Regions from separate parts of the Homo sapiens genome. Here region 2 is linked to region 1. Evidence: chromatin loops called from intact Hi-C (ENCODE). Cell type or tissue: prostate gland. All regions are shown on one strand. Links, peaks and the distances in the headings refer to the core of each region. The heading gives the core; the rest is flanking DNA. Region 1 overlaps EPHA4 (EPH receptor A4). Region 2 has its middle 370 kb from the start of EPHA4.

Region 1 (2,500 bases), core at 1-2,500:
GATGAGACTACTGATATGTAGGTATCCTGAGTCTTATACCAGTAAAGTCCATTCTCCATGTAGAAAGTTCTCACTGAACTTGTAGGACTTATAGTATCTTTATGTTCTCTACAGACTGATATACTTCTTCATTTTGCTCATTCCAAGAAAATAACTACCTCTTTCAGGTGGTCCAATCATTTTGGTCTTTAAAATCCTTCCCAAACATTCATCTGCATGCTTTATAACTCAATCATTTCCTATCTTGGCCCTGTTTCCTCCTACTCTGAAAGACTCAGAAAAGGGAAACCAGAAGAACTGAAACCTAATGAATCTCTTTCTTACAATTAACACTTTATAAATCAACTTAAAATTGCCGTGCTTAAAGACCTGTTTTCTAATCTTTATTTCTTACTATTCCAGTGTTCCTGCCCCATTTCAAAATATAGCACCTACTGATCTGAACGTCTTCTAAAAGTACATTTCACCCCTCTTCCTAAATTTCAGGCCTGGCATCCTAAAATAGGCACTTCAGTTATTTCTTTCCTACTATTATTATTTTTTAAAGTTTTTTCCTTATAACTATTTGATGCCTGACAGGTATTAGTTATTCAAAATGCTGAATAGAACTACCTGAAATACTCTACTAATTGAGAAAGAAGCCACCCAGGTTGCAGAGAGCCATGAAGTGGCCTCTGATGAAAAGGCAGGAATTTAAGTGAGTCACCACTTGCCTGCCTCCTCTAATGTGTTCTTTCATACATCACTATTAAGTAAGCATGGCTGACCTGGAGCTCTCCGTCCCTGTCCTCTTCAAGCTGTTGGGGTTGCGGATGAGTTTGTCCAACATGTTGACAATCTGCCCAAATTTAGGCCTGTCGCTCCTCTCCTTCTGCCAGCAGTCTAGCATCAGCTGGTGGAGCGCAATGGGGCAGTCCATTGGAGGGGGTAACCGATAGCCTTCCTCAATGGCTTTAATCACCTATGGAAGACAACAGGATGGTATGTTAAGCTGCCAGGCAAGCTGCTGTTCAAGGTTCACCCTTCCGACTGGCATGTTTCTTGTGCATGAAGCTGCCAGCAAGCTGGAGCCTGGGAACAGCTCCAACTCCTTCACATGAGCCAAAGCTAGACCTGAGTATCACTGGCAACAGGAGAGGGAAGCCAGCTGTTGCACTGAGGTGTACTCTAAAGGGAAGATGCATCAATGTTCTCAAGTGGCTAGAGCCCAGTCAAATCCACAATGTGGTGTCAGTTTTGGTGACGGCCCTCAGAGATCATGTGGCCCTGCCCCCTGCCCCCTGCCTCCAGTCCCCTGCCCCGCTCCATTCTGCTATTAGCACACCTAAACACTCTTCGCAAAAGAGACTCTGACTTAGTGCCAAAGACCTCCCTTGGGAAGCAATTAATAGCTGTCTCCAAAATGGAATTTTCTTTGCCTCCTTTTAAGGCCCTGTCCTCTTACATAGACAGCCAGTGTGTCAACACCAGAGTCCAAGTCCAGACGCCCAGCCATTTTTTCTTTTGGATTACTCTACCCCTAGACACCAACTCTGAATTTCTTTCTTGGTCTCAGTTGGCTGTCAGTCGACCCTGTTAAAGGTGTTAGTAAGTAGATTTTTTTTAAAAAAGTAAAAAACAATTAAAAAAATTCCTTCTTTTGGGGCATTTACATTTTAAAGGAGACCCTCGCACATCTAAAGAAGGAAGTTATAATGGTACATGATAATTGTCTTATTGGCCAAGACCATCCAGAGTGCCCAGAGTGGTCTCCTTGCCTAGTAAGTCATAAATAACTCATTCAACAGTCTCTTTGCTAATTCTAATTTTTCTAATCTGTCTTCACAGGCATTAAATTATTTTCTTATAGCCTTTTCTCTAACATCCTCCCCCTGCTTTGGGGTATAAATTCCAAGAAAATAATATGGTAGGACATGCCAAATTTATAGAGGAGAACTACTTCACAGTTTTTTGGCTACTCATTACCTTTGTTTATGGATATCCTCTGAGATTCTGGAGGTGCTTTTATTTGTTTGGGAGTCTAAAAGTTTTATTTGCTTTAAATCACTCCATTTATTTTTCTTTCTATCAACATGATAGCTGCCAGAGAAATAAGCAGTGGTTGAGCCATCCCAATGACTTCACTGGACTCACCCTGTGGTGGGTCTATTGACTGCTCAGAAATTGGCCTTCGAAAGAAAAGAGTCTGTTGGGTCCAGGGTCCATGGATTAGTATGACTGTGATCTTTTTAATAAGAGCACCGTTTCAGTTTAACAAATCATCTTGTGATTTATTAAGCCCTCTGATCCTTTTTCTCCTATGTATTTTGCCAATATCATGTATCAGTATCACCTACTTTTCTTTGTAAAGCAGACTTCTCTATGCTGTCTTATTGAACCTTATTCTATTTGTTTCTAGCAATTACACTACGTCAGTTTGATCACCTGGGTTTCTTTTATCTTCCCAGGTGCATCGTGTTGACTCTAGACTTGATGAGAACATTTTGCACTGAATTGAGGA
Region 2 (7,519 bases), core at 2,379-4,878, 230 kb before region 1:
AGCAGGGAACAGGAGATGGGGTGGAATGCCCATCTGAGATCTGTGGCCAGAAATTTAAAGTAAAAACATTCAGCAAGCATGTGTATTTTTCTTTAGGAACATTTGACTCAGATACAAGCCTAAAGTACAGAAGAGTATATTAACCAGAGCAGGAACTTCCGTGAACAACACTGTCAGGAGAGACAGAAAGGCAAAGGAGTTTATTTATTTATTTATTAATTTATTTATTTATTGATTGATTGATTGATTGATTGATTTAGAGACAGAGTCTCGCTTACACTGTCACCCAGGCTGGAGTGCAGTGATGCAATCTCAGCCCACTGCAACCTCCACCTACCGGGTTCAAGTGATTCTCCTGCCTCAGCCTCCCAAGTAGCTGAGATTACAGGCACACACCACCAGCCCTGGCTAATTTTTGTATTTTTAATAGAGATGGCATTTCACCATGTTGGCCAGACTGATCTCCAACTCCTGACCTCAAATAATCCACCCACCTTGGCCTCCCAAAGTGCCAGGATTATAGGCGTGAGCCATCATGCCTGGCCTGGCAAAGGAGTTATATTTGCAAGAAAGTGTTGTAATTACAGACAATAGAGTCTTATCTGTTTGTGTGTGTTTTTTTTTTAAAGCAAATGAAAACACAAAATAGAATAACTGAGAGTGAGATGGTGATAGATTTGGTGGACAGGAGGTCTTACGAGGTCAAAGGCATGAGCATGGGAGTCCATGGCTTAGGTGCATAGAAGATTAGATCATTAACCTTTGTATAAATTATCTCAACAGCTCCTCACCAGGCCAAAAGGGAATCATTATTGCCATTTTACAGATGAGGAAAATTAAGCTCAAAGAATTTCAATGTCTTGTATAAAATCACAGAGTACATAATAGTGGGAACCAGGACTAGAACCCATGTCTTTGAACTGCAAATCCTGGACTCTCAACAGAAGAATAAGGATAATTTTCTAAGAAGATATTTCATGTCATCTCCACTATTCATTTCGTTCATTACTCTCCAAAAGAATGCTTTCTCTGGGAGGATAAGGAAAAAGGGATGTTTGGATTAAAATGTTGAATGGCATAGCCGCAGAAGACTCAAATTGTATCTCTTTGTGACTATTCCCCATCCAACACGGGAAAATAAAATTTTCCGGAGACTTAAAAAGACAGTTTCAATGCATCATCAGAATGCGTCTAGGGTTCAATTTCAGATCCTACTTACGTATTAGCGGTACTGCAGAACAGAATTAGTATAGAGCTACCTATCAAAGTCCTTGATCACAAGGAACCATGCCTACCACATGACAGTGTGACTCTCAGTTTATGAGCCTAAGTTTAAAACTGCTTCTGTTCCTTAAGGTTACCAAGGATCCTCAAGAATGCACATGAGAGGCATCTGATCCAAAACACATGTTATTCTTGCCTGTTCAAAGAGACGGCAACCAGACTACACTTGAGTTTTCACTGAAGGAAAACAAGGTGTACTTCTATTTCATGCTTAGGGAAGTAAGAAAATTTCAAGAGAACAAGTTCATTTCATTCTTATGTAGATTGTGAATTTTGCCCACCTAGACAGATATTGGGAAGTAAATATCACAACAGGTAGAATACACAAAGCAGCAAGGCTTTACGATCCACTCAATGCTTTTGCTTTATGGATGCAGACATTTACTTATTTGTTCCCTGTCTTCTTTTGTAAATAATGTGAAGCACAAGAACCCCTGCTATCAATATGGGAAAATATAAATAAGGATGCAAAACCAGAACTAGAGAAAATGTACATATGAGTATAAAGATGAGTGAAAACAAAGAAAGTACAGATGTACAGGCTGAGGAGTTCTCCCTCAATGCGATCACTGATGTGTAAATGTGGCTTAAACTTCCTGGAGGTCACTGTATGAGGATGGGGAAGTCTACCAAATCAGGTTATTGGTTTAATAATGAATATTCATTATTTAAAACCAGGTTTTCACATCTCTGAACTGAGAGTTCTTCCCCTCAGGGTTATTTCTTTACTTCCTCATAATGAATGCAGGTGCAAGCCTTAGATCAGCCTGCACCTGGTCCCTGAACTGACCTCACCAGAGAGCCAGTGCCACCCGCAAAAGGAAACCCAGGATAGGGAAGAGCTGTTACTCAACAGCTGCCTTGAGAGGTGTTCTGTCTGATTAATCTATAATTACCTCTATTTTTGTTTTGTTGTTGTTATTAATGTTGTTAGTGGTTAGTTGGTTTTTATACCACCTTTTCCAATACCTGGATCTTCTGGTTTTCACATCATCTTCCTGACTTATATATGGCCCTGGAGTGTCCACTAAAACCCAGGATACAGCTGCACAAGTGTCCACTCCCCCTTCCATTGGTGTTCTGGTTCCTAATTCTTGGATAATGACCCTCATATAGTCCTGATGATAGTTCAAAGTCTTCTCTTCCAACCCATATGGCTGAAACTGAGTGGATTTCAAATATATCTTTAGACTGAATTTAAAACTCAGTGACAACCCTCCAAATAATAACTAACAAAAGAGCCTTGATGAATGAGCAAAATCATTAATGGAAATAGGTAAAACAAGATAAAAAGACCCAGGCAATGCCTATGTCTTTCTCTCTGCCTGAATCAAAGGCCATGCATTGTCAATGTGTTATTAAATGTATTGATCTCATTTGTGTTGTTTGTAACATGGCCCTAAAGCTTGTGGAACAGGTAGAAGACATTCGCAATCAAATCTGGCACAGTGCCCAGCAGAACATTTACTTCACAGATGCAATGTTACTGATGATGAAAACGTTAGAAGGGTGGAAATAATTTGGAAATCCTTCAGTGGAAAGCAACAAAGATAGCTATTAAACAGTTGAAAATGATCTACACTTAGGGGAAGGTTTGTAGAACTAGGCTATTTAGCCTACAGAAGAGGCAGTTAAGTGCAGCATGATAGTAAATCCATGCTTACATGGTACCACTTATAAAGATCATAAACAACTCTTCTCACCTTGATCCATTACAGAACAAGGGAGAAAGAACCTGAGTGGAAAATCAAGAATTTCAGCTCTATCTAAGCCATATGCATATATGCATGCAAGAGCTTCTTTTGAAAATCAGAGTTTTAATGACTAGATTTGGATTTTGTGGCAAAGAGATTGCAATTCATCTCCTGAAATAAAAAAAAAAATAGAACAGCAACCTCCTATCTCCCAACATCTCCATTTTACAATGAAAATCTTTATTGTTCATCAGCTGCAATATTCTTTCAGATTTTATATATTTTATATATAAATATATATATATTTCATATATATATATAATTTAATATCAGACACCTGGCTAGAAATCAACAGGCAGAGTGTATTTGATTTTGTGCCTGAAAACAGTTGTTTAAAGTGCTCAACTCCAGCACTTTACTCCAGGAACACCTTATAATAGTCATTTTCAGCAGTCTGTTTAAATCCCCTGGATTATCTATTTGAAGCCATAAATGTGCTAGCACCCAGCAACTGAACCTCCTGTGAACCCATGTTATTTTTTAAGGTTGTTATAGATGGATTTGGTTACTAATTTTTTATGGAGCAGGGACACACTGCCACATAATATAAACAATTTCTCCTTGTGCATAAATCACCCTTCCCCTGTGCGGTAGAGTAGCCCTTGGAACAGCTGGTATCTGAGGATGGCTGTTTACTTAAGACTTTGTTCTCAAGTCGATAAGAACTGTCAGACTAAGGAAGTATATATATATATATACTTCTCTTCATATATACATATATATATATATATATTTCATATATGGGGACATCCCAAACACAAAGCATAAAATCTTCATTATTTAGGCTTCATTTCAGTATTTGAGGATATAAACAGGTCCATTTGGTTGGATTTAGCTCTGCTCAATTAAAGCTGAATTTATGCCATACCATCAAGCATCGGTATTGACATTTGGTGGCATTCAAGATGTTATTTACACTCAGCATACTGAACGTCCGTGCAACTGTTTGCATTAGGTTCAAGCCTCAGGCTCTTTGTTTGCTGAGGTTCACCTAACGTAGTTTAGCCCCATAAAGATTCCTGAAAGAGGCTCTTTGAGCTAAAGCAACTCCATAGAAAGTCATGCATGTGCAGCGTAAAATTTATCAGCCATCTGTCAGGAAAATGTATCCATATGCTTCTTAGTGCATTTGTCAAATCAGACATCAGCTCAAGCCCTCATAATCATGTTGGAGAAAGAGCAATTCTCACCTCACCCCCCATCAAATCTGTTGACCTTAAATGGCTTCCTATTTTACTGTTTTCTCATGTATTACTAACATTTAATTTTCTTGATAATCCTCAGAAGTATCATTACTCCTAGTTTATAAGTAAGAAAATTGAAGCTGACAGAGATTGAGATTTGCCCCAAGGTTGCACAACCAGCAAATGGTAAAACTCATGAACTCTCAGCAAAGGGAACAATACACTCCCTATAGTTACCTGCTATTGGGGTGGGGGAAAATACACACACACACACACACACACACACACACACACACATACCCATCCACACATAGATACATGCATATGTTTTTTTTTTTTTTAAACAGAGTCTCGCTCTGTCACCCAGGCATGCTCCACAATGCCCGGCTAATTTTTGTGTTTTTAGTAGAGATTAGATCTCGCTATGTTGGCCAGTCTGGTCTCCCACTCCTAACTTTAAGTAATCAGCCCACCTCAGCCTCCCAAACTGCTGGGATTATAGGCATGAGCCACCATGCCCAGCCATGCATATGTTTTTATATATACATATATGTGTGGATGTGTGTGGGTACACAAACCATAAAGTTAGCAAATGTCCCTACCTCTTTGCTTGAATAGTTTAGAATTTAAAAAATATATATTCAATCAAAACACCAGGATTTAATTACTCCATACTTTGAAGTTCTTAAAAGGTCCAATGAATTGCAGATATTATTAGACTTAACTTTACGATAGGAGAGGACTTGCCCTGTGACTTACTTGGCACAAAAAAGAGGAGTCATTTTTCTCTACCTCAAAGTTTTCCATGTCATTGTCATATTCTAAATATTTAATGAGTTGAATTTTCTCATATTGCCCTCTGCTTTTACACAGCTCAGTTGCCAATCAGAGAAAACTAGAACTCTTCCTATTAGTCTCTTCTTTGGCTCCAGACACTAAAGGCTATTGCTCTAGAATACTAATATACTATCTGACAGTGATGAAACAATGGTTACCTATTAACATCTTAGCACAAGTAAAATTAAAAAGTAGCCAAACATATGACAAGATTTCAAGAGACTGCCACTTCAGGTAGGTAAGTTTTTGTGTGATAGCTGGAAAGGTCTACATAGAGCCAGTGAGTTTAAGCTTATTCCATGCTTGTCCAGAAGATGAGGAGTCAAAATCATTGCCAGACAATAAAATTGCATCAATAGCCATGAAGAGTCAAGAAGGTCCATCTAAATAGATGCGACTCAAACATGAATCCAGCGCATAAGGCGAAGAGCATTGAATCTAGATTTCTTCTACTGGTAAACTTGCTAAACATCAAAGTTTTATGATGTAATTTAAAAAAAATTAATCTGAACTACTACTCAAATTCATGTAATTAGTTACTTCCAGCTTCTTTACTTGTACAGTGTTAATTAATCCAGCCTGCCAGCATGATTCCTGGAAGGAACTCATATAATAACGATAGCAGGGCCAGATGCTAGTGCCTGACACATCCACAGATTCATGTGGACTAGAAAAATGTGAAGGCTGGGTGTGATGGGTCACACCTGTAATCCCAGCAATTTGGGAGGCTGAAGCGGGCAGATCTCTTGAGCTCAGGAGTTCAAGACCAGCCTGGGTAACATGGTGAAACCCTGTCTCTGCATGAAATAGAAACATTAGCCAAGCATGGTTGTGAATGCCCGTAGTCCCAGCCACTCAGGAGGCTGAGGTGGGAGTACTGTTTGAGCCCAGGAAGTGGAGGTTGCAGTGAGCTGAGATCGTACCACTGAACTCCAACCTGGATGACAGAGTGAGACTCTGTCAAAAAAAAAAAAAAAAAAAAAAGAAGAAGCAATAAAAAATATGTAATCTCCTCATCCCAAACCAAAATTCTTAGGTTCCCACGGTTTGAGTAGGATATTGGATATCAGGATCTAGAGTTGTACCACGCAATGCGACAGCCACTTGTCACATGGGGCTACTTAATGTAAATTTAAATTAAATTAAAAATCAACTCCTTAGTTTCGCTAGGCACCTTTCAAGTGCTCCCTAGCCACGTGGGGCTAGTGGCTACATTATTGGGCAGCACAGATATTGAACATTGTCTTCATCACAGAAAGTTCTATTAGACAGCACTGCCTTTAGAGAATAAAACATGATATTTCTCTAAAATTGGGCTTCAAGATGGATAGCTCAGGAGACAAATGGCAGCCTGAATAGGGACATAGAGGTCAAGTGTAGGATTGCTTAAGAATGCTGGCAGAGTGACTTCTGAAATTCACCAGGGGTAAGTAATGGCACACAAACCTCAAATATATATTCTCACTCAGCTTCACAGGGTGTTTAAGGAACCTGGCCTTGTTCTAGACCGGTCAATGACAGATTAGGTAGAAACTTGAACATCATGAGTAACAAATTGCTTTGCCTCTGTTAGCAGAGAATCAAATATCCCTCACATGAAAACATGACAAAGCTGTTTTAGCCTGTGTTTCTAGGAAACAGCGCTCCTCTTCATCTTCCAGATCCAGGAGGTTCCCAAACTCTCTGAAGTACTTGATGCTTCTCTCCTTTCTTTGAACCTCATGGCCCTGCCCTAGTACAGGTCCTTTTACAAGAGTCTCCTAACTGGTTACCTCCCATACCTCTCTCTCCAAAGCACTTTTCACCTTGCTTCTGGAGTTTCTTTCTTAAATATACATCTGATCATTTCCTTCTCCATTACAGGTGATTGTTAATTCTAGTATCCTAAATTTTCCAGATTTAGGGGTTCACTTTTAATGTCCAAATTAAATAGCAAACACACACACACATATAAGTCCTTATATAGCTTATTTATACAAGACAAATAAAGGCATAGGTGTATCTATATGTGAATGAATTCCTGGACATGAATAACCTACCTGCCACCTCTCACCCTAATCAGTCACTCTTGTGTCCTCTTTTCGTTTCCTTTGGGTATCTGGTCAGTGTTTCCATAGATTGGTGCCATCTCCAGCACCATCGGATAAAGTAAGAATGAGACTTTATTCTTCATTCTAAAGAAACTGCTAATCCAAAGCTACATAAAGTTTAGTACTTTATTCTTTTTTTCTGACAATCTGAGGATCACACAAGAAAGAAGTCATGCAGGAAGGGCAAATTTAAAGCTCCATATAAAATACTGTGCTCCTACAGTCCATAAACCCTACCTGATCCACAAACACCCCTACTGGCTATCTTTTCATTCAATACCTAATCTGAGGTCATGCTATATGGTTCTAATGCCCTCTCTGACTTAAGCGCCTGTTCCCTTGTTCTTCCCTGCCCAAGTCCTGGGAGCAC

The links. Hi-C counts contacts between places; a loop is a spot of excess contacts. Peaks named below come from ENCODE experiments on the same cell type or tissue, not always from the same donor. Only the 100,000 strongest peaks of a DNase experiment are listed, where the experiment ranks them.
Region 2: it touches region 1 in a loop (3-fold over the local background); 1 of 110 quality-filtered maps calls a loop at or near these places.

Annotation. Positions count from the first base shown.
Region 1 is chr2:221,429,191-221,431,690 of GRCh38, forward strand. EPHA4 (EPH receptor A4) reads right to left here. Exons shown (of 18, transcript NM_004438.5): 15 at 768-961. Among named protein-coding and RNA genes, the nearest start is that of EPHA4, 140 kb to the right of the region's middle. In prostate gland, for the core only: no CTCF peak of the experiment used is centred there; a DNase peak (open chromatin) is centred at 1,081.
Region 2 is chr2:221,201,320-221,208,838 of GRCh38, forward strand. No RefSeq gene overlaps it. Among named protein-coding and RNA genes, the nearest start is that of EPHA4, 370 kb to the right of the region's middle. In prostate gland, for the core only: no CTCF peak of the experiment used is centred there; no DNase peak of the experiment used is centred there.